Linked DNA regions of Homo sapiens: region 1 is linked to region 2. A link is an interaction called in ENCODE POLR2A ChIA-PET data of the cell type or tissue named here. Cell type or tissue: MCF 10A. All regions are shown on one strand. Each heading gives the region's core, and the rest is flanking DNA. Links, peaks and the distances in the headings are about the cores only. Region 1 has its middle 64 kb from the start of SPPL2A. Region 2 overlaps SPPL2A (signal peptide peptidase like 2A).

What was found. Peaks named below come from ENCODE experiments on the same cell type or tissue, not always from the same donor. Only the 100,000 strongest peaks of a DNase experiment are listed, where the experiment ranks them.
Region 1: POLR2A ChIA-PET joins it to region 2 with 5 read pairs; 10 of 35 experiments call an interaction of 5 or more read pairs at or near these places.

Annotation. Positions count from the first base shown.
Region 1 is chr15:50,824,521-50,835,426 of GRCh38, forward strand. No RefSeq gene overlaps it. Among named protein-coding and RNA genes, the nearest start is that of SPPL2A, 64 kb to the left of the region's middle. In MCF 10A, for the core only: no CTCF peak of the experiment used is centred there; a DNase peak (open chromatin) is centred at 4,481.
Region 2 is chr15:50,749,013-50,759,918 of GRCh38, forward strand. SPPL2A (signal peptide peptidase like 2A) reads right to left here. Exons shown (of 15, transcript NM_032802.4): 2 at 624-734. Among named protein-coding and RNA genes, the nearest start is that of SPPL2A, 11 kb to the right of the region's middle. In MCF 10A, for the core only: no CTCF peak of the experiment used is centred there; no DNase peak of the experiment used is centred there.

The DNA of each region.
Region 1 (10,906 bases), core at 2,113-7,112, 76 kb after region 2:
ATGAAGCAGCATATTGAAAAAGAAACCTGAGGACTTCAGGGGTATTCCATCTCACTAGGAAGAAAAAACTTTAAACAACTAGGCACAATTTTATATTCACCAAATTGGCAAAAACAAGATATTACCGAGTGTTGGTGAAAATGTTAGAATTGAGAACTCTCATGACCTGCTGGTAGAAATGTAAACTGTTGCATCATTTCTAAGCAGCAACTTGGCTTTCTTGTTCTTATAGCAACATGATGTGTTGAGTGAAAAAATAACAAAATGAGGTCTGCAACATAATGTCACATATTTAAATACATTTAAATTTAAACACAAACTCCAAAAAACTCCACGTTTTTTACAGGGCTATATGTGTATGCATGTATATATATCCCTTAAAATATGTATATATATACATGTATATATATATATATGGACATAAAATTAGAGTGGGTATCTCGGGTAGAGGGAGAAAATGGGATAAGAATAAAAATGGAAAAAATCATACTGCTTATAGTTAAAAGTTTATAGTACAGAAGTTCTCATTTTGAGTTCCCAAAACTTCCACTACCAACTCCTTTTTTAGGGGGATACTCTTTTTTTCTTACAATTTGGAGGGAAGTTTTCAACCATTTCTGCATATCATTTTATATATTTGTAAGACAGCCAGGTCTGACTTTTATTGCAATCTTTATGCCAAATCCTCCTAAGTCTATATCTCCAAACAAGTCCTCATAGACTATTTAGTCCTAATTCCTACTGAGCATTTTCCCCATCAGCTAAACTTAACACTGTAAGCATCATTTTCACCTCCATCCTAGATGCTGCTCTCTTTCTAAGCTGTCTTACTTCTACCACTATCATTCCTTCAGTCTTTAAGGAGAGCATTTATAGTAATTTTTGACTCTTTCCTTTTCCTTAACCTTTAGGCAGTTATCAAGGCTTACTGTTTTTACTTTGAACATCATTGCTATCCTATTCCACTGCCACAGTATATACCTGGAAAACTCACTATCTACCTTTAGATTTCCATTCCTTCAGTCCATTTGCAAATTGCCAGATCTCCATATAGCACTATTTTCAACACATTGCCTCCTTGCTCAAAACCTCTAACAGTGCCAATAGTGAACTTTTGTTGTCTATTGGCTGCTCAGTATTTATTTCTCCTTCACACCTCAACTTTCTTTTGGGGATTATCTCTTTTATTGGATTAAAAAAACCCAACTATTAATCTCTTTTTCAGCTAAGGGAAGGACATATAACAAACTAGGGCTTTGGAATGCTCATTCCTCTAATTTGAATCCTTAGCAATGTAATAAAGAGATTAAACATGGTTGCATATTCATTCACGCTCGCATGGAGCCTTGGCCTGCTTCAAGCCTACTTTTCTAGTTCCTACTTTTTAGCCTTAGAGTCCACTTTGCTTTCTAATGTTTCCAGGCCTGGTTCTCTAGTCTTTGCATTTGTTCTGGGAGCTCCTCATATTTTTCCAATAAATTCCTCTCTTGAATTTTCCAGAATTTGTTTCAGATGCATGCAAGCAGAGCCTGACTGATCCTTTCTCCACTGTACAAAGTATAAACTTCTTTACTGGTCCCAGATCTTCCATAATCTGGCCCCAGCCTTGTTTTCCTTTACTCACCAAAACCACAGCCAGCTGTCACTTTGTGACTGGAAAATGCCACGTTAGTCTTGCTTCTGGAATGACCTCCTCTCTTTCATGCATCTATACTATTTACTGATTCTTCAAGGTTCTGCTCAGTGTTTGTTTTCATTAGGAAAACAAATTTTATGCCCTATATTAATTTCCACTATCTTTGAAATCTGTTAGCATTTAGTGTCTGTTATTAATTTTTCAGTCGGAATCAACTAGTTTTTGTATTTGTAGAAACATTTGATGGGCCAATCTCCAATCCCCTCCCCCAATAATTACCTATTCCATTGTTAGACAACTATAGTTAAAAGTTCTTTCTTGCATGAAACTTAAATTTCTCATCCTACCACCCATTAGGTCGTCCATCACTGGTTTCAGCTTGGCATTCCAGTAAATTAATAATATCTTGAACATAGATCCTGTGCTTTAGCTAGTGGTTATTCCTTTCATCTTTGTGTCATCCGAGAAATTGGTAAGGTTGCCTTCAATGTCTGTGTCTAGGTTATTGATAAAAGATATGAAAGAAGGCCGGGCATGCTGGCTCACGCCTGTAATGCCAGCACTTTGGGAGGCTGAGGCAGGTGGATCATGAGGTCAGGAGATTGAGACCATCCTGGCCAACATGGTGAAACCCTGTCTCTATTAAAAATACAAAAAATTAGCTGGGTGTGGTGGCACGTGCCTGTAATCCCAGCTACTCGGGAGGCTGAGGCAGGAGAATTGCTTGAACCCAGGAGGTGGAGGTTGCAGTGAGCTAAGATCACACCACTGCACTCCATCCTGGGCAACAAAGCGAGACTCTGTCTCAAAAAAAAAAAAAAAAAAAATTAAAGAGAAGTGGGCCAAAGATGGGCACTTATTTTATTGGATACATCTATCTAGGTATAGTCATTGAATATGATTTTGTAAACAGCTGTGAATCCTTTAATAATTTGCATTGTGTGTATTTTCCAAAATGATGCTGCAGGAGAGTTTGTGAATGAACGGCTTTGCTGAAATCAACATATACTAAGTCTATGATACTCCTCGGAGCTACTGATCTAGTTACCCTAACAAAAAATAATAGGTTAGTTTGTCATGGTTTGTTCTTAGTGAATCTATGTCATCTGCTGATGACCACCACGTGCATTTTTAAATGTTCACAAACCAAATATTTAATAATAATTAATTCTAGACTTTTCCTGGTGATAAACCTCAAGCCTTGTAGTTCGCAATTCCTGATTTTAAATCAGAACCCTCAACCATTTTGAGCCGTCTGTCACCTCTAATCTTCTCTGTGAATTCTCAAAGGTTGTTGATAATGGATTTTGAGAGCTGTATGCTTCCCTTATAGCATGCTTTGCCTGGGTCCAGGCACTAGAACAACTTTAGGGCAATTACACTCTGTGACTTTTTATTTATTTATTATCTACTTACTTATTTTTTGAGACAGGGTCTCGTTCTGTGGTCCAGGCTGGAGTGTAGTGGTGTGATCACAGTTCACTGCAGCCTCAATCTCCTGGGGTCAAAAGATCCTCCTGCCTCAGCTTCCCAAGTAGCTGGGACTACAGGTGTACACCACCATGTCAGACCAATTTTAAATTTTTTCATAGAGACAGGGTCTCACTATTTTGCTCAGGCTGGTCTCGAACTCCTGGGCTCAAGTGATCTTCCTGCCTCAGCCTCCCAAAATGTTGGGATTATGGGTGTGAGCCACTGTGCCTGGACCACTCTCTGACTCTTTACTAATCCTAGGCTGTAATACTCTCACCATCTGTTTTCCCTCAATTTACATTTTAGTATATATTTTTAAATTATGAAAATGATATGTGCTCATTATAAAACTATTTCAATATTACAGAAATTTACAAAGTAAAAATAAAAAGTCCCTCCCTCAATCAATCCTAATGCCCAGTGGGAACAGATTGGAAAGTATCCTTCTAGACATTTTTTATGCATTACCAAACATTTTTATGTAATTTTAAGATGAGATTATACCCTGTGTACTGTGCTGCAATTTAGTTTTTTTCACCTAACAATGTATCATTAACATCGTTTTGTATGGGTTGTATAGCACTATCTCTTTTTTTTTTTTTTTTGAGACAGAGTCTCGCTCTTTTGCCCAGGCTGGAGTGCAATGGCATCATCTCAGCTCACTGCAACCTCTGCCTCCCAGGTTCAAGCGAGTCTCCTACCTCAGCTTCCCAAGTAGCTGGGATTATAGGCACCTGCCACCATGCCTGGCTAATTTTTGTATTTTTAGTAGAGATGGGGTTTCACCATGCTGGCCAGGCTGGTCTTGAACTCCTGACCTCAGGCGATCCACCCACCTTGGCCTCCCAAGTGCTGGGATTACAGACGTGAGCCACCGCGCCTGGCCACTGTCTCATTTTTTAAATGGGCACATGGTATTCTTTTGTAAGCACTGCAAAAATACATTATTGTACATATACCTGTCTTCCTTCATCTCTTTTTCTACGAGGGCACATACTTTCCCTTGAGAATGAAGGGGAAACTGCAGGTGCATAGGGGACTACCTAGAGAAAATAAGGAGAAGAATGATTCTGCTCTATCCTGGAGGCTCTTAAGTCCATAGTCATATTGTTATCTTGACATGGCAATTTATGGCTTATGATTGCTTTCATATTTCATTTGATCTTTATTCAAACCTATGAAGTGGCTAGACCCGACAGTAAAATCATTGCTATTTTACAGTCTCAGAGGTATTGAGTGACCAGCCTCATGCCTCACAGCTAGTTAGGGACAGTATGCAGTTAGAATCCATGTCTTCTATCTTTCAGTCCACTGCTATTGCACAATGGACAGCTGCTCCCTGCAACCACATGTGGGAGGAGAATTGGGAGGACTGAAAAAAAACTGTGTAGTGATTCACAGGGAACTTGGGATAATGGTCGTCAAGAATGTGCTATGTCAGCCAGTTGGTGTCGTGCTGAGCAGTGTTGGTTTGGGTTTTTTTTTTATATGGTGAGAAAGAGAATGAATGTCTCTCCATGTGTTTCTAGGTATATCAGTGATTTCTGCTTTCACAGTAGAGACAGTCATAATAAGCATATGCACTTGTATCCTTAAAAGTAAGGCAGAGCATTATTCTAAGCGAAGTAACTCAGGAATGGAAAACCAAGTGTCTTATGTTCTCACTTATAAATGGGAGCTAAGCTATGAGGATGCAAAAACATACAGAGTGATATAATGGACTTTGGGGACTCGGGGGGAGGCTGGGAAGGGGACAAGGGATAAAAGACAACATATTGGGTACAGTGGACACTGCTCAAGTGCCAGGTGCACACAAATCTCAGAATTCACCACTAAAGTACTCATCCATGTAACCAAAAACCACCTGTACCCCAAAAACTATTGAAATAAAATTTAAAAATAAACATTTCCAAGGGAAATAAGCAACTCAGTGTCAAATATTGAAACACTGAAAAAAAAAATCTGTTTAAATAGGCTTACTATACTTTCTCCTGAAATTGGATTAATGAAACTTGAATAAAAATAACTATGTTTAAAGAAAAAAAAATATAAGGCAGAGGTTCTTTTTTTTTTTTTTTGGAGACGGAGTCTTGCACTGTTGCCCGGGCTGGAGTGCAGTGGTGTCATCTCGGCTCACTGCAACCTCTGCCTCCTGGGTTCAAGCAATTCTCCCGCCTCAGCCTTCCAAGTAGCTGGGATTACAGGTGCCCGCCACCATGCCCGACTAATTTTTTTTTTTTTTGTATGTTTAGTAGACATGGGGTTTTACTATGTTGGCCAGGCTGGTCTTGAACTCCTGACCTCAGGTGATCCGCCTGCCTCAGCCTCCCAAAGTGCTGGGATTACAGGCGTGAGCCACCGTGCCCAGCCAAGGCAGAGGTTCTTAACCCTGTTTGCACGTTAGAATCACCTGGAGAGCTTTTAAAAAGCACCACTCTGTGTGGTGGCTCATGCCTGTAATCCCAGCACTTTGGGAAGCCAAGGCGGGCAGATCACGAGGTCAAGAGAGTGAGACCATCCTCGTCAACAGAGTGAAACCCCGTCTCTGCTAAAAATACAAAAATTAGCTGGGCTTGTTGGCACGCGCCTGTAGTCTCAGCTACTCGGGAGACTGAGGCAGGAGAATCTCTTGAACCTGGAAGGCAGAGGTTGCAGTGAGCTGAGATGGCGCCACTGCACTCCAGCCTGGGCGACAGAGTGAGACTCCGTCTCAAAAAAAAAAAAAAAAAAAAAAGACAATTTAACAGAGCTTTCAAAGTGAAATACAAAATCTCTACAGTAAACTTTCTCCCACCTACAGGGTTAGCAGTAACCAAATTTACCCTGGACAAGAATGTGTCAAATAATCTAAAAATTCTCAGTCATATTTTAGAGACAAGTATGTAATAAATAGATATTTGTTGAGTGAATGAATGATTAAATGAATGACCAAACAGAAACCACTTAAGAATCTATTTACTAACAGAAAAAAGAATCTATTTACTTACAGTCATTTACGCCAGTTCATCAGGGTATTTCTTTGAGAGCCTGCCCCATATCAGCAGTAGTAGCTTCCTATGTCTGCCAAAACAAATAATCACAAACTGGGTGGCTTAAAACAAGAGAAATTTATTTTCTCGCCATTTTGGAGGCCGGAAATCCAAAATCAAGGTATTGCTAGGGTTGGCTCCTTCTGGGGGCTGTAAGGAATAATCTGTTACGTGCATTTCTCCTATCTTCTTCCTTTTTTTTTTTTTTTTTTTGAGATGGAGTTTGGCTCTGTCACCCAGGCTGGAGTCCAGTGGTGTGATCTCGGCTCACTGCAACCTCTGCCTCCTAGGTTCAAGGGATTGTCCAGCCTCAGCCCGTGAGTAGCTGGGATTACAGGTGACCGCCACCACACTGGGCTAATTTTTGTATTTTAGTAGAGACAGGGTTTCACCATGTTGGCCAGGCTGGTCTTTAACTCCTGACCTCAGGTGATCAGTCTGCCTCGGCTTCCCAAAGTGCTGAGATTACAGGTGTGAGTCACCGCACCCGGCGCATTTCTCCTATCTCCTGACATTCCTTGGCTTGTAGATGCATAACTCCAATCTCTGCCTTCATCTTCACGTGGCTTTTCCCCTATGTCTCTCTTGTTTCTCAAATCTCCCTCTCTTTTCTCTTATAAGGACACAGTCATTGTCTTCATAAGGACACAGACCACCCTAAATAAAGGATGATCTCATCCTGAGATTTTCAATTACATCTGCGAAGGCCTTTTCTTTCTTTTTCTTTTTTCTTTTTTTTTGAGATGGAGTTTCACTCTTGTTGCCCAGGCTGGAGTGCAACCTCCGTCTCCCAGGTTCAAGCGATTCTCCCGCCTCAGCCTTCCTGAGTAGCTGAGATTACAAGACATGAACCACCATGCCTGGCTAATTTTGTATTTTTAGTAGAGACAGGGTTTCTTCATGTTGGTCAGGCTGGTCTCATACTCCCAAGTTACTTCAGCAAGTTACATACTCCTGAGTTACTTCACCAAGCTCAGATGATCTGCCTGCCTCGGCCTCCCAAAGTGCTGGGATTACAGGCGTGAGTCACCATGCCTGGCCACAAAGGCCTTATTTTCAATAAGGTGATATTCATAGGTACTGGGAGTTAGGACTTGGACACATCTTTTTGGCAGCCACCATTCAACCTACTACACCAGTAAAAGTCACTCATACTGTGGTCCACACTTGTGTCCTACAAGTGAATGATTTTTTATTTCCACAGCTGCTTTCCAGCAGACAGTAGGATTCTATTTGACTAGTGCAAGTATGGCTTTAACTTTCCATTAATGTCACCACGAATCATGAGGAACACACCCATCTCTGCAGCCAACACTAATGAGGTCATGTTAGGTGTCTGGACCTTGCATGATAACAATCTAAGGAAAATCACAAATAGAAAATAATCTTTTCCTAATTTTTTGAGAGGTACAGTCATCAAATACATTGAGATGTGAAAAATGACAGTATCTTTAAAAATACAGAAAAACAAGTCACATCAAGCACATTAGAGGATTCCTTCCTCATTAGCTCAACAGTTTTCCCTGAATTAAAGTTTTTCAGTATTCAAATTTCTCAAAAGCCTGTATTACAAAAATGAAATGAAAAAGTTATTGTTCTTCAGCAGATATGTATAACGATAACTTCTAAATTAGAATGAACCCACCAAAATACATTTTTTTCACATACAGTGTCTTTTGGGTACATGAAGGGCTTATTTCTTCTCAGTGAATTGTGATTCAAAGTGCCTGGCTGGCTTGCAGCTTATCACGCTGAGGATTTGAGCACCAGCTGCTCACCCTGTTCATTCAGGTCTGAATAGATGGGTCTCACTATCCAATATGATTCTTCTATGAATAACAATCATTGCTTCTTACCTATTTCTTTTTCCTTCTGGATTAAATTATGTATTTTTTTTTTTTTTTTTTTGAGACGGAGTCTCGCTCTGTGGCCCAGGCGGGAGTGCAGTGGCGCAATCTCGGCTCACTGCAAGCTCCGCCTCCCGGGTTCACGCCATTCTCCTGCCTCAGCCTCCCGAGTAGCTGGGACTACAGGCGCCCACCATCGCGCCCGGCTAATTTTTTTTGTATTTTTAGTAGAGACGGGGTTTCACCGTGTTAGCCAGGATGGTCTCGATCTCCTGACCTCGTGATCCGCCCGCCTCGGCCTCCCAAAGTGCTGGGATTACAAGTAAATTATGTATTTCTAAAGAATATTTCAATAAAAAATTTTATCAAACATACACAAAAATACAGGGACTCTCACAAAGTCATCACCAAGATTCTAGAATTATCAATATTTTTCCATACTTACATATTATTTTTTGCTGAAACATTTTATTTTATTTTTGCGACAGAGTCTCTCTGTGTTGCCCAGGCTGGAGTGCAGTGGCATGATCTTGGCTTACTGCAACCTCCACCTCCTGGGTTCAAGAGATTCTCCTGCCTCAGCCTCCTGAGTAGCTGGGACTGCAGGCATGTGCCATCATGCCCGGCTAATTTTTGTATTTTTAGTAGAGATGGGGTTTCACCATATTGACCAGGCTGGTCTCAAACTCCTGACCTCAGGTGATCCACCCGCCTCAGCCTCCCAAAGTGCTAGGATTACAGTTATAAGCCACTGTGCCCAGCCTGCTGAAATATTTTAAAGAAAATCCTAGACATTATACCATTTAATTCCTACACCCTTTAGTATGCATCTCTAAAAATTATAGACATTTTCTTACCACACGTAATACTGGTATCATATCCAATGATAATTCAGTATCATTTAATAGCCAGACTATATTCAAATTCCCCTGATTGTCTCAAAAATGTCTTCTTGGGTTTTTTGGTTTGTTTAAATAAGGATCAAAATAAGATCTACATATTAAATTAGATTGCTAAGTATTTTCAATCTCTTTTAATCTAGTAGAGAATTTTTCACAGTGGCACTGTTGACATTTGGGACTAGATAATTGTTGTGGGGAAAGTTGTCAAAAAATTTGGACAATTTTTTGACAATGTCCCCTGAGGATAAAATCACCCTTGGTTGAAATCACTGATCTAGTATACTAGTATAGTCCCCCCACTTCATATATATATATATATATATACACACACACACATATATGTATATGTATACATCTGCGTATATATGTGTATATATACGTATATACACACATCTGTATATATATACGTATATACACACATCTGTATATATATACGTATATACACACATCTGTATATATATACGTATATACACACATCTGTATATATATACGTATATACACACATCTGTATATATATACGTATATACACACATCTGTATATATATACGTATATACACACATCTGTATATATATACGTATATACACACATCTGTATATATATACGTATACGTATATACGTATATATACTATATATACGTATATATACATCGGTATGTCTATATATACATATATAGACATATATATACACATATATACTTATATATGTATATATACATCTGTATATATACGTACGTATATATACACGTATACATATATATACGTATATGTGTATATATATGTGTGTGTATATATATGTGTGTGTGTATATATATATATGACATTAACAGGCCAGGCGTGGTGGCTCACACCTGTAATCCCAGCACTTTGGGAGCTGAGGTGGTGGATAACCTGAGGTTGGGAGTTTGAGACCAGCCTGGCCAACAGGGTGAAACCCCATCCCTACTAAAAATACAAAAATTAGCCAGGCATGATGGCTTGTACCTATAGTCCCAGCCATTCAGGAGGCTGAGGCAGGAGAATTGCTTGAACCCAGGAGGCGGAGTTTGCAGTGACCGAGACTGCGCCACTGCACTCTAGCCTGGGCTACAGAGTGAGGAAAAAAAAAAAGAAACAAACAACAAAAAAAAAGGACATTAACTTATAGAAGAAATTAGATGAGTTTTAGATGAGTTGTTTTGTAGAATGTCCCACATTCTGAATTTGTCTGCTCTCTCATAGTATCATCCAACATATCCCTCTAAGACCTATTCCCAGTAAGTGGAAACTAGGTTAACTGAGTCTCAGAATATTGGTAGTTTCAATATTTTTGACAAAAATAGTTCAAAGTTGGTGCCATGTATTGTATTTTATATTGTATCATCTCAGGAAGTCTAGCATGTCTGTGTCATTATAAGTGATGCTAAGATTGATCAGAAGGTTCAAGTGGTAATGTCTGATCCTTTTATTGTAAAGTTCTCAATCTTTAATTTAGTAGTTTTAGCCATTGATGAGGTTTGCCTGTTGTATCGACTATTTCATTATGTTGTAAAATAGAAAATTTATAATGTATTTTTCCTTTAATTTATTAACTGGAGTTCTTTTATAAAGAACTTTCCCTCATTAAGTATTTGGTTACTCTGAAGTATACTTCACTCAGGAAAGGCAGGATTAATTCTCAATTATTTTTAATTGCCAATTTTTCAAAGTAAGTATTGTACCCTAGGTTTTAATAGTGTCCAGTGTTTGCATGGGTGTGTATTTGCTTTTCCTTGTTTACTTTTACTTTTTGATTCTGTAACACTGTGAACTCATGGATTTTTATATATTCAGTATGTTTAAATCAAATGTAGTCAATATCCTTTTTGTTGTTGTTGTTGTTTTGAGACAAGGTCTCACTCTGTCTCCCAGGCTGCAGTGAAGTGGCATGATCATGGCTCACTATAGCCTCCGTTTCCTGGGCTCAAGTGATCCTTCCACCTCAGCCTCCCGAGTAGCTGGGACTACAGGCATGTGCCACACCTGGCTAACTTTTGTGTTTTT
Region 2 (10,906 bases), core at 2,003-7,002:
ATTTTAAAATTCCCTATTTTCCCAGAGAGAAAAATACTTGAGAAAAATCAATAATTATTTATTAACAACCGTACATGACAATGGTTCACACAATAAAACATAATTATCAGTCATTCTCACTTCTTCAATATTTTTTCTTTTTTCTTTTTAAATAGAGACAGGGTGTCACTATGCTGACCAGATTGGTCTTGACCACTTGGTCTCAAATGATCCTCCCATCTTGACATCCCAAAGTGCTAGGGTTACAGGTATCAGCCATTGTACACAGCCTTCTTCACTATTTTTTTTTTTCAGAGACGAAGTCTCACCCTGTTGCCCAGGCTGGAGTGCAGTGGCATGATCTCAGCTCACTGCAAGCTCTGCCTCCTGGGTTCACACAATTCTCCTGCCTCAGCCTCCTGAGTAGCTGGGACTACAGGCGCCTGCCACCACACCCAGCTAATTTTTGTATTTTTAGTAGAGAAGGGGTTTCACCGTGTTAGCCAGGATGGTCTTGATCTCCTGACCTCATGATCCGCCCGCCTTGGCCTCCCAAAGTGCTGGGATTACAGGCATGAGCCACCGTGCCCAGCCTCCTTCTTCACTATTTTTATGTTTATGAATAGTAACTGTGATTTACTTACTGCATTTTCTAGGGTACTTGGAAGAGCTGTCCAATAAGGGTTATAAAGCATGCAGTAGTCCTTGGTTGTGCCATTTCCAGACGCATGCAAGATTGCTTCCTGAGCGGCTGTCTAGGAGACAAACAATAACTTTCAAACTTGCAATGTTATGGCTTGCCAACAACTAAGGATTTTAATAAAGCTATTTATATGCAGGGTTGATCACATTTCCTTGAGAGGGATGGTCTTCCATGAATTTGTTTCTTCTTGTTTGAGGAAATAAAAAGGATGGTTAGGAATATTAAAACTATACACAATTGCCCAGCACACCTTCTTTAAGGAAGATAGGTCACTTTCTTAAGGGAGTAACAATTATGACTCTTGTTATAAGGGCCGTACCCCAGGGAGAATTCTTGCTATGATGTAATTTCAATACTTGACAGCTGGAAACTTTCCTTTCCAATCTCCTATGAATTATTACTTCATTGTTTATATTATTTTCTTTTTGACACAGAGTCTTGCTCTGTCACCTAGACTGGAGTGCAGTAGCACAATCTTGGCTCACTGCAACCTCCACCTCCTGGGTTCAAGCAATTCTCCTGCCTCAGCCTCCCAAGTAGTTGGTACTACAGGCGCGTGTTACCATGCCCAGCTAATTTTTGTATTTTTGGTAGAGACAGGGTTTCACCATGTTGGTCAGGCTGGTCTCGAATTCCTGACCTCCCAAACTGCTGGGATTATAGGTGTGAACCACCGCACCTGGCCATTGTTTATATTCTATAAAACAACATGTACTCAAAATCCATCAATCTGTCTTACGTTCCATATTCTACTAGGAACTAGGGTACAAAGAAAAAAAGTACATTATCATTTCTAAGTGCTATCTTTGGAAGAGAACCAGCTGGAACTTGAAGTAAATTATTCTTGCTCATGTTTTCAAAATTCTGCAACTGCCTATTCAAAAAGACCAATCCAGAATTTAAAGTACAGAAAAAGAAAAGCGTTGTCTCATTTCCCACTACCTGGAAAGAAAAGCCAAGAGGTAAGAAGTGATTGGAAAGAATAACTATTGTACCTGGGGGGAGAGGAGAGTATAAAATGAAGAAATATCCAAAAATATTTAGAATACACATCACAATAGATTAAGAGTTCACATCACAATTTCCTTAAAACTTGGCTCAATACAAATCCTTCTCTCGTCCTCTGAGCAAATCTTTTTCTAAACCCGTAAGGAAGGAAAAAGAAAGAATGCTTGGCAAATGTTGATGTACTAAGCTTCTGCCACCAAAGCACATTATTAGATTGAATCACATGACATTGCTGATATTTGACCAATTTTAATCTAGAAAACTGGTAGTTTCATACAAGTCAACGTAAGTTTCTAATGAGTATAGAAATGTTCTAATCCCATGCTCTGTTACCTAAAATGTCCCTTGAACATTTTGGATTAGAGGGTTTATGCCATACTTGGGGCTGCACAGCTTATGGATCTAAGCAAGTATAGGGAATTCATAAAACATGCCATCAGATTACATAGAATTAGATAAGGAAATAAGATGTGAAAAAGAGAAATGTAGTTTTCATTCAGCTATATACTTGGTGGCTATGAATGGATTCTGATAGCAGAGATGAACTAGTATTTTACATTCTTATGATATAACAAACTACATGCTAGGTTACTTTCATGCATTTTTTCTGATTCAATGTCACTGTTTTTACAAACAAGGGCTCTGAGACTCAGACAAGTCACTAACGTAACCTACCTAAGGTCATATAGTAAAATCATTTACAGTTCTAGCTAAAGAAGATAATCCTGCAGATAAACATGAAGGTTGCTTAGATTTAATTTAAACATTTTTGGAAAGAATGCTTCATAAGTGAATTGGGTACTTCTTACTGCATCCAACAAAATAACACATTAACATCATGATTTCCTGCACTAGTGATGCTGACTTTGACGATCTGGTTAAGGTGGTAACCGCAGGATTTCTCTAGTGTAAAGACATGTTTTTCCCTTTATGTTTGATGAGTAAGTAATCTATGGCACCATGTGAACAGCCCAACAGCTTCTTCTCACCAGGATATTAGCCTCCATGATGATCCTTAACTAAATTTAATTTCCCATATCATACTAGGGATTACAAAATGGTGAATTTTTAAAATATTGTCATTCCTTCTACCCTTACTGGCTAGTATCCTTTGTTTTTTTCTTTTGTTTGTTTTTTTGTTTGAGACGGAGTTTCGCTCTTGTTGCCCAGGCTGGAGTGCAATGAATGGCATGATCTTGGCTCACTGCAACCTCCGCCTCCGGGGTCAAGCAATTCTCCTGCTTCAGCCTCCTGAGTAGCTGGGATTATAGGTGCCTGCCACCACGCACAGCTAATTTTTTGTATTTTAGTAGAGACGGGGTTTTGTCACGCTGGCCAGGCTGGTGTGGAACTCCTGACCTCAGGTGATCCACCCACCTCAGCCTCCCAAAGTACTGGGATAACAGGTGTGAGCCACTGCACCCAGCCATATCCTTCTTTTTAAAAGAGCTTTACTCTCTCCCCTACCATCTTTTAGTATCAGTAGAGATGCATTAATTTTTTAAAAATTTCAGTGTGGTATAATTACGATGGTTTGTCTGATATTCAAATTGTTCCAAATTTGGGCATTTAGAACCTCTTATAGCTGGCTCTTTGTATCCTTTATGCAAGACTCATGCCTTTAATCCCAGCACTTTGGGAGGCTGAGGCGGGTGGATCTCCTGAGGTCAGGAGTTCGAGATCAGCATGGCCGATATGGCAAAACCCCGTCTCTACTAAAAATACAAAAATTAGGCCGGGCGCAGTGGCTCACACTTGTCATTCCAGCACCTCGGGAGGCCGAGGCGGGTAGACCACCTGAGGTCAGGAGTTTGAGACCATCCTGATCAACATGGTGAAACCCTGTCTGTACTAAAAATACAAGAATTAGTTGGGTGTGGTAGTGGGCGCCTGTAATCCTAGCTACTCAGGAGGCTGAGGCAGGAAAATTGCTTGAACCTGGGTAGTGGAGGTTGCAGTGAGCCGAGATCGTGCCACTGCACTCCAGCCTGTGCAACAGAGCAAGACTCCATCTGAAAAAAAAAAAAACAACCCAAAAAAACAAAAAACAAGTCTTTGAGGACTTCTTGTTTTTTTGACACAGGTATCCTAGGCTGACCTTGTCCTTTATCTGCTATACATCCAGATCCAGCCATTCCATTAAGCTCCTTGTGGAGAGGAAAGATACCCAGATCAGGATCTGGGTCTTAACTGTGCATGCTGCTGCTCAAGTGGTATAACCTTTTTAATAAAAAATGAGCAGCATCTATCAAAAATTGTAATACATAGAATCTTGTGATTCATATCTACAGATATAGTATGCAAAAGCACAAAAATAAATGTATAAGGATATTAACTGTAATATTGTATGTAATAGCAAAAAAACCCAACTTCCACCAATAAGGTAACTGTTACATTATGATATGCACAGTACACAGCTACTCAAAACAAAGAGCTAGATCTATTTCTAGAAACAGAAGATGTCCATAGTGAGTTTTAGAGTGATATTTATAGTATAATCCTATTTTTATATAATGACCCCTCAAGAAGCCCCTACAATGTATCTGTGCATTTATATGAGCTTGAGGAAAAATGTGGAGAGATACATAAAGAGGCTATTAAAAGAAAAGAACATGCAGCAAATTTTGTGAGGGAGCCAGCATGCCCAAACAAGTTAAGCCTTTCCATGACATTTTAAATATCTTAGTAAAATTTCTCATAGATATTGCATAGCTTCGAAAATTCAGTTTACTACAATAGATATGGTAGAAAGGTTAAGAGCATGAGTTTTTAAATGATAGTACAAGGATACAATGCTAGTTTCATCATTTACTGGTTATGTTACAAGTTTTTTAACCTATCTTAAGTTTCAATATCCTCAGCTTTGAGATAACAATAAACACTCAGACCTCACAGTTATGATAAGGATTAAGTTAGATGATGCAACTGTTTATACATATTAATCTCTTAATAAATATATCTAGCACTTTGCCAAGTACTTATGCAATGTAAAAGAAATACAAAAGATTAATGGTTGGAAGATTAGTGGTTACTTGGGTCCTGGTGGGATGTGGAGATAAGGGGTACAGCTAAAGGACATGGAGTTTCTTTCTCTCTTTTTTTCTTTTTTTTTGAGACAGAGTCTCACTCTAAAGCCCAGGCTGGAGTGCAATGGCGTGATCTCGGCTCACTGCAATCTCCGCCTCCCGAGTTCAAGCAATTGTCCTGCCTCAGCCTCCTGAGTTGCTGGGATTACAAGCACCCACCACCACGCCTGGCTAATTTTTGTATTTTTAGTAGAGACAGGGTTTCACCATGTTGGCCAGGCTGGTCTCAAACTCCTGACCTCAGACGATCCGCCCGTCTCAGCCTCCCAAAGTGCTGGGATTACAGGCGTGAGCCACCATGCCCGGACTTCTTTCTTTCTTAAAAGACTTTATTTTAAAGCAGTTTTAGTTTTACAGCAAAATAAAGCAGAGAATACAGAGTTTTGACATAGCCTCTTATCCTACACATGTGTAGCCTCTCCCAGTATCAATATCCCACAGCAGAGTGGTACATTTGTTACAACTGATGAACCTCCATTGACACATCGTCATCATCCAAAGCTCATAGTTTACATTAGGGTTCATTCTTGGTGTACATCCTATGGGTTTTGATAAGTGTACAATGACACATATCCATCATTACAGCATTGTACTACATAGCTTCACTGCCCTAAAATTCCTCAGTGCTCTACCTACTTTCTTTTTCTGATGATGAAAATGTTATAAAATTGGCTGTGGTGATAGTTGCACGTATCTGTGAATATACTAAATACTATCGGCTTATACATTTTAAATGGGTGAATTGTTTGGTATGCAAATTATACGTCAATAAGGATGTTGAAAAAATAACACAAAACAAGAAAGTATAGTCTTACTGGGGAGATTAAAAGCAAACTTGAAACTGATAATCATGAGCAGGAAGTAATTAAAGCCAAAGACTTCCTAGCAAAAACTTTAATAGTTTTTAAGTTATTAAAAACGCAAATTGGCCAGGCATGGTGGCTGGCACTTTGGGAGGCCTAGGTGGGCGGATCAACTGAGGTCGGGTGTTTGAGACCAGCCTGACCAACATGGAGAAACCCTGTCTCTACTAAAAATAAAAAATTAGCTGGGCATGGTGGCCCACACCTGTAATCCCAGCTACTCGGGAGGCTGAGGCCGGAGAATCACTTGAACCCAGGAGGCAGAGGTTGCGGTGAGCCAAGATCGAGCCATTGCACTCCAGCCTGGGCAACAAGAGTGAAACTCGGTCTCAAAAAACAGAAACGAAAACAAAACAAAAACAACAACAAAAAAAACGCAAATTCGGGGCCGGGCATGGTGGCCCACACCTGTAATCCCAGCACTTTGGGAGGCCTAGGCAGGAGGATCACGAGGTCAGGAGATCGAAACCATCCTGGCTAAGAAGGTGAAACCCCGTTTCTACTAAAAATAAAAAAATCAGCCAAGCGTGGTGGCACGTGCCTATAGTCCCAGCTACTCGGAAGCCTGAGGCAGGAGAATCGCTTGAACCCGGGAGGCAGAGGTTGTAGTGAGCCAAGATCGCACCACTGCATTCCAGCCTGGGTGACAGAACGAGACTCTGTCTCAAAAAAAAAAAAAGCAAATTTGGAAGGGCACGGTGGCTCATGCCTGCAATCCCAGCGCTTTGGGAGGCCAGTGCTGGAGGGCCACTTGAGGCCAGGAGTTCTAGACCAGTCTGGGCAATATGGAGAGATCTCGTTTCTACAAAAAAATAAAAAATTAGCTTGGTGTACAGGCGTGTACCTATAGTCTCAGCTACTCCAGAGGCTGAGGTGAAAGGATTGCTTGAGGCTTGGAGGTTGAAGCTGCAGGGAGCCATGACCATGCCACTGCATTCCAGCCTAGGGCCTAGGTGACAGAAGGACACCCTGTCTCAAAAAAAAAAAAAAAAAAAAAAAAAAAAAGAAGAAAAGAAAAAAGCAAATTCTTGGGCCCCATTCCAGACCTACTGAATCAGAAGTTCTGACCAATTTATGTTTTAACAAGCCCTTCTGGAGATTCTGACATCAGTTAAAGTTTGAGAACCACTGCTATAGGAGCAGTGCTTATAGGAGACAAGATCTTGCCATGGTACTCAGGCTGGTCTCAAACTCCTGGCCTCAAGTGATCCTCCCACCTCAGCCTCTCAAAGTGCTGGGATTACAGTTATCAGCCACCACGCTTGGCCTGATATTCTGCATTTCTAATAAGCTCCTAGGTGATGCTGATGGTCAATGGACCCCACCTTGAGTAACAAGGTTATAAAAGAACAGAACAGTGGAAACCACAGTGCTGTGTCAATTAAGTTGGGAAACATACAGAAAATGGGCTTGAAAGTCAGGGTCTGGACTGGGCGTGGTGGCTCATGCCTGTAATCCCAGCACTTTGGGAGGCCGAGGTGGGCAGATCACGAGGTCAGGAGATCAAGACCATCCTGGCTAACATGGTGAAACCCCGTCCCTACTAAAAATACAAAAAAATTAGCCAGGTGTGGTGGTGGGCGCCTGTAGACCCACTTACTCTGGAGGCTGAGGCAGGAGAATGGCGTGAATCTGGGAGGCGGAGCTTGCAGTGAGCTGAGATCACGCCACTGCACTCCAGTCTGACAGAGTCAGACTCCGTCTCAAAAAAAAAAAAAAAAAAAAAAGGTCAGGGTCTGTTTGAACATTACAAGTGCCAAATTAGGTGATCCACTCATACTAGTATTAGATCATTTGACAAAGATCCTTCCTTTTCACCCTCCAAGTTAGAGACATGCTCCAGAATGTCTGAATTTTCCTTTGTAATAAACTGTGGTCTGGTCTTCTATGGCTTCATTAAAACCTTAAAAAAAATTCTTTTAGTAAAAAGTTTAGTATCAAGAGCTAAAAGGGGGTGGGCATGGTGGCTCATACCTGGAATCCCAGCACATTGGGAAGCTGAGGTGGGAAGATCGCTTGAGGCCAGGAGTTTGAGATGAGCCTGGGCAACATAGCCAGACCCCATATCAATTGACAAAAATCATTTAAGAGGTAGAAGGGATTTAGAAATAACATAATCTAGTCTCTTCATCTTATATATGAAACAGATCCAAAATGACCAAAAGGATGAGGTCAGTCTCAGGACTAGAACTGGGCTCTCTAAAACCGAGATCAGTAGTCTTTGAAATCTGCTGTCACTTCAAGTCCCTTCACACAGCTAGATCCCCAAGCACCTCATTCTCAGTGCCCAACCATCACACTCCAGTTTTAATAATGATCACATATTTCTCTGCATTCGCTGTTAACTCCTTCCCTTCTACAATACTGGCATGGGTTTCCTACCGCTTCTCAAGTTCCTCTAATAACCAATCAGTTCCTCCCACATCCTAAATCCTTTCTTTTTTTTTTTGAGACAGAGTCTCACTCTGTCGCCCAGGCTGGAGTGCAGTGGTGCGATCTCTGCTCACTGCAAGCTCCGCCTCTGGGATTCACGCCATTCTCCTGCCTCAGCCTCCCGAGTAGCTGGGACTACAGGCGGCCGCCACTGCGCCCGGCTAATTTTTTGTATTTTTAATAGAGACGGAGTTTCACTGTGTTAGCCAGGATGGTCTCGATCTCCTGACCTCGTGATCCGCCCGCCTCGGCCTCCCAAAGTGCTGGGATTACAGGCGTGAGCCACCACGCCCGGCCCTAAATCCTTTCCTTATACTCTTCTAAATACTCCCAATTCTAGGACTGTAGAGCTCATGGAACTCCTTTCCCTATGACAAATGCTCCTTACTGCTCACCCCCAATCTTCCTTTTACAGGCCAATTCCTTCAGACTGGTCCTGGAATCGAGTGTCCTCCAGGGCCATCAAATCAAGCTCACAACAGAATCTTTATATTCAGCATCTTATTTGATCCTTACACACAAAGGAAGCAAGTTTACTAGCCCATACTGTGAAGTTCTACTTCCTTTTTCTCTGACTTTATGAGGTGCCTGTTATGGTATTCTGGGATCTCATGAACAATTTTAATTTACTTTGTCCAGATCAACTGACTTCAATCATATTCCCTATCATTTTCTTTTCAAATTAAAGAATTTTAATGTTTCCAGCCTGTACAACATGGCGAAACCCCGTCTCTACTAAAAATACAAAAATTAGCCAGGCATGGTGGCAGGCGCCTATAATCCCAGCTACTCGGGAGGCTGAGGCCTGAGAATCGCTTGAACCCAGGAGGTGGAAGTTGCAGTGAGCTGAGATCGAGCCACTGCGCTCCAGCCTAGGCGACAGAGTGAGACTCCGTCTCAATTATAAAAAAAAAAAAAAAAAGGCCGGGCGCGGTGGCTCACGCCTGTAATCCCAGCACTTTGGGAGGCTGAGGTGGGTGGATCACGAGGTCAGGAGGTCGAGACCATCCTGGCTAACACGGTGAAACCCCGTCTCTACTAAAAATACAAAAAAATTAGCCAGGCAATGTGGTGGACGCCTGTAGTCCCAGCTACTCAGGAGGCTGAGGCAGGAGAATGGCGTGAACCTGGGAGGCGGAGCTTGCAGTGAGCTGAGATGGCGTCACTGCACTCCAGCCTGGGCGACAGAGCGAGACTCCATCTCAAAAAAAAAAAAAGAACAATTTTAATGTTTAAATATATCTTAATGTTGCCTATTCCTTTGATCATTTAGAGTCTCACTCTGTCGCCCAGGCTAGAGTGCAGTGGCGTGATCTAGGCTCACTGCAAGCTCTGCCTCCCAGGTTCACGCCATTCTCCTGCCTCAGCCTCCCGAGTTGCTGGGACAAGAGCAGGTGCCCCCCTGGCCCATTTTTTTGTATTTTTAGTAGAGATGGGGTTTCACCATGTTGGCCAGGATGGTCTCGATCTCTTGACCGCGTGATCTGCCTGCCTCAGCCTCCCAAAGGGCTGCAATTATAGGCGTGAGCCATCATGCCCAGCCATTTATGATTTACATTAGAATTCACAAACTCAAATGCCTACAAGGCCAGGCAAGTAATATAAATGCTTAAGTCAGAACTGATTTAAGACCATAGGGCATGGTAAAGCTTGGCAAATTCTGGCCTAAAAACAATCAACTTAAAAAAAATTTTTACTATCTTCAGGGAAGGGCCTATACTTGGAGACTTTATGGTTTGGATTTTCATAAACGGACCAAATTCCAGGTGATTTTAAACAACTGATCAAATATATAATAAGCATATCTATCTATCTATCTATCTATCTATCTATCTATCTATCTATCTACAGGATCTCACTCTATCACCCAGGCTACAGAACAGAGGCATGGTTGCAGCTCACTGCTGCCTTCAACTCCTGGGTGACTCACCTCACCCTCCTGAGCAGCTGGGACTACAGGCATGATCCACTGTACCCGGCTAATTTATAAAGTTTTTTTAAAGATGGGGTCTTACTATTATACTGCGCAGCCTGGCCTCAAACTTCTGGCCTCAAGCAATCCTCCTGCCTCAGCCTCCCGAAGTGCTGGTATTACAGGCATGAGCCACCATGCCTGGCCAACTTTTCCTATTTTTAAGCCTTTTCTTATAAATAAAGTTCACAAATTTATCCTATCAGTCTTATACCCTATTTTTGATTCAGAAAAAAATTATTAGCTGGGTACAGTGGCTCACACCTGTAATCCTAGCATTTTGAGAGGCCGAGGTAGGAGGACTGTTTGAACCCTGGAGTTTGAGACTAACCAGGGCAACAGAGCAAGATTCTGTCTCTATTAAAACATATATAACCTATTTATATTACATTAATAAGAAAAAAAGGCCAGGCGCAGTGGCTCACGCCTGTAATCCCAACATTTTGGGAGGCCGAGGCAGGTGGATCACAAGGTCAGGAGAACAAGACCATCCTGGCTAACACGGTGAAACCCCGTCTCTACTAAAAACATAAAAAATTAGCCGGGCATGGTGGCGGGTGCCTGCAGTCCCAGCTACTCGGGAGGCTGAGGCAGGAGAATGGCGTGAAGCCAGGAGGCAGAGGTTGCAGTGAGCCGAGATTGCGCCACTGCACTCTAGCCTGGGCGACAGAACGAGACTCTGTCTCAAAAAAAAAAAAAGAAAGAAAAGAAAAATTATTACTGCCTAATTTAGTGGAAAAATAGCAAAAGACCTTGGTTCTAGTCCTATTTTTCATGACTTTCTATGTGATCTAGGATAAGTCATAATTTTCCTGAACCTTCTCAGGATTTTTTGAGTTTCAAAGGAGATTATAGGTGTTGA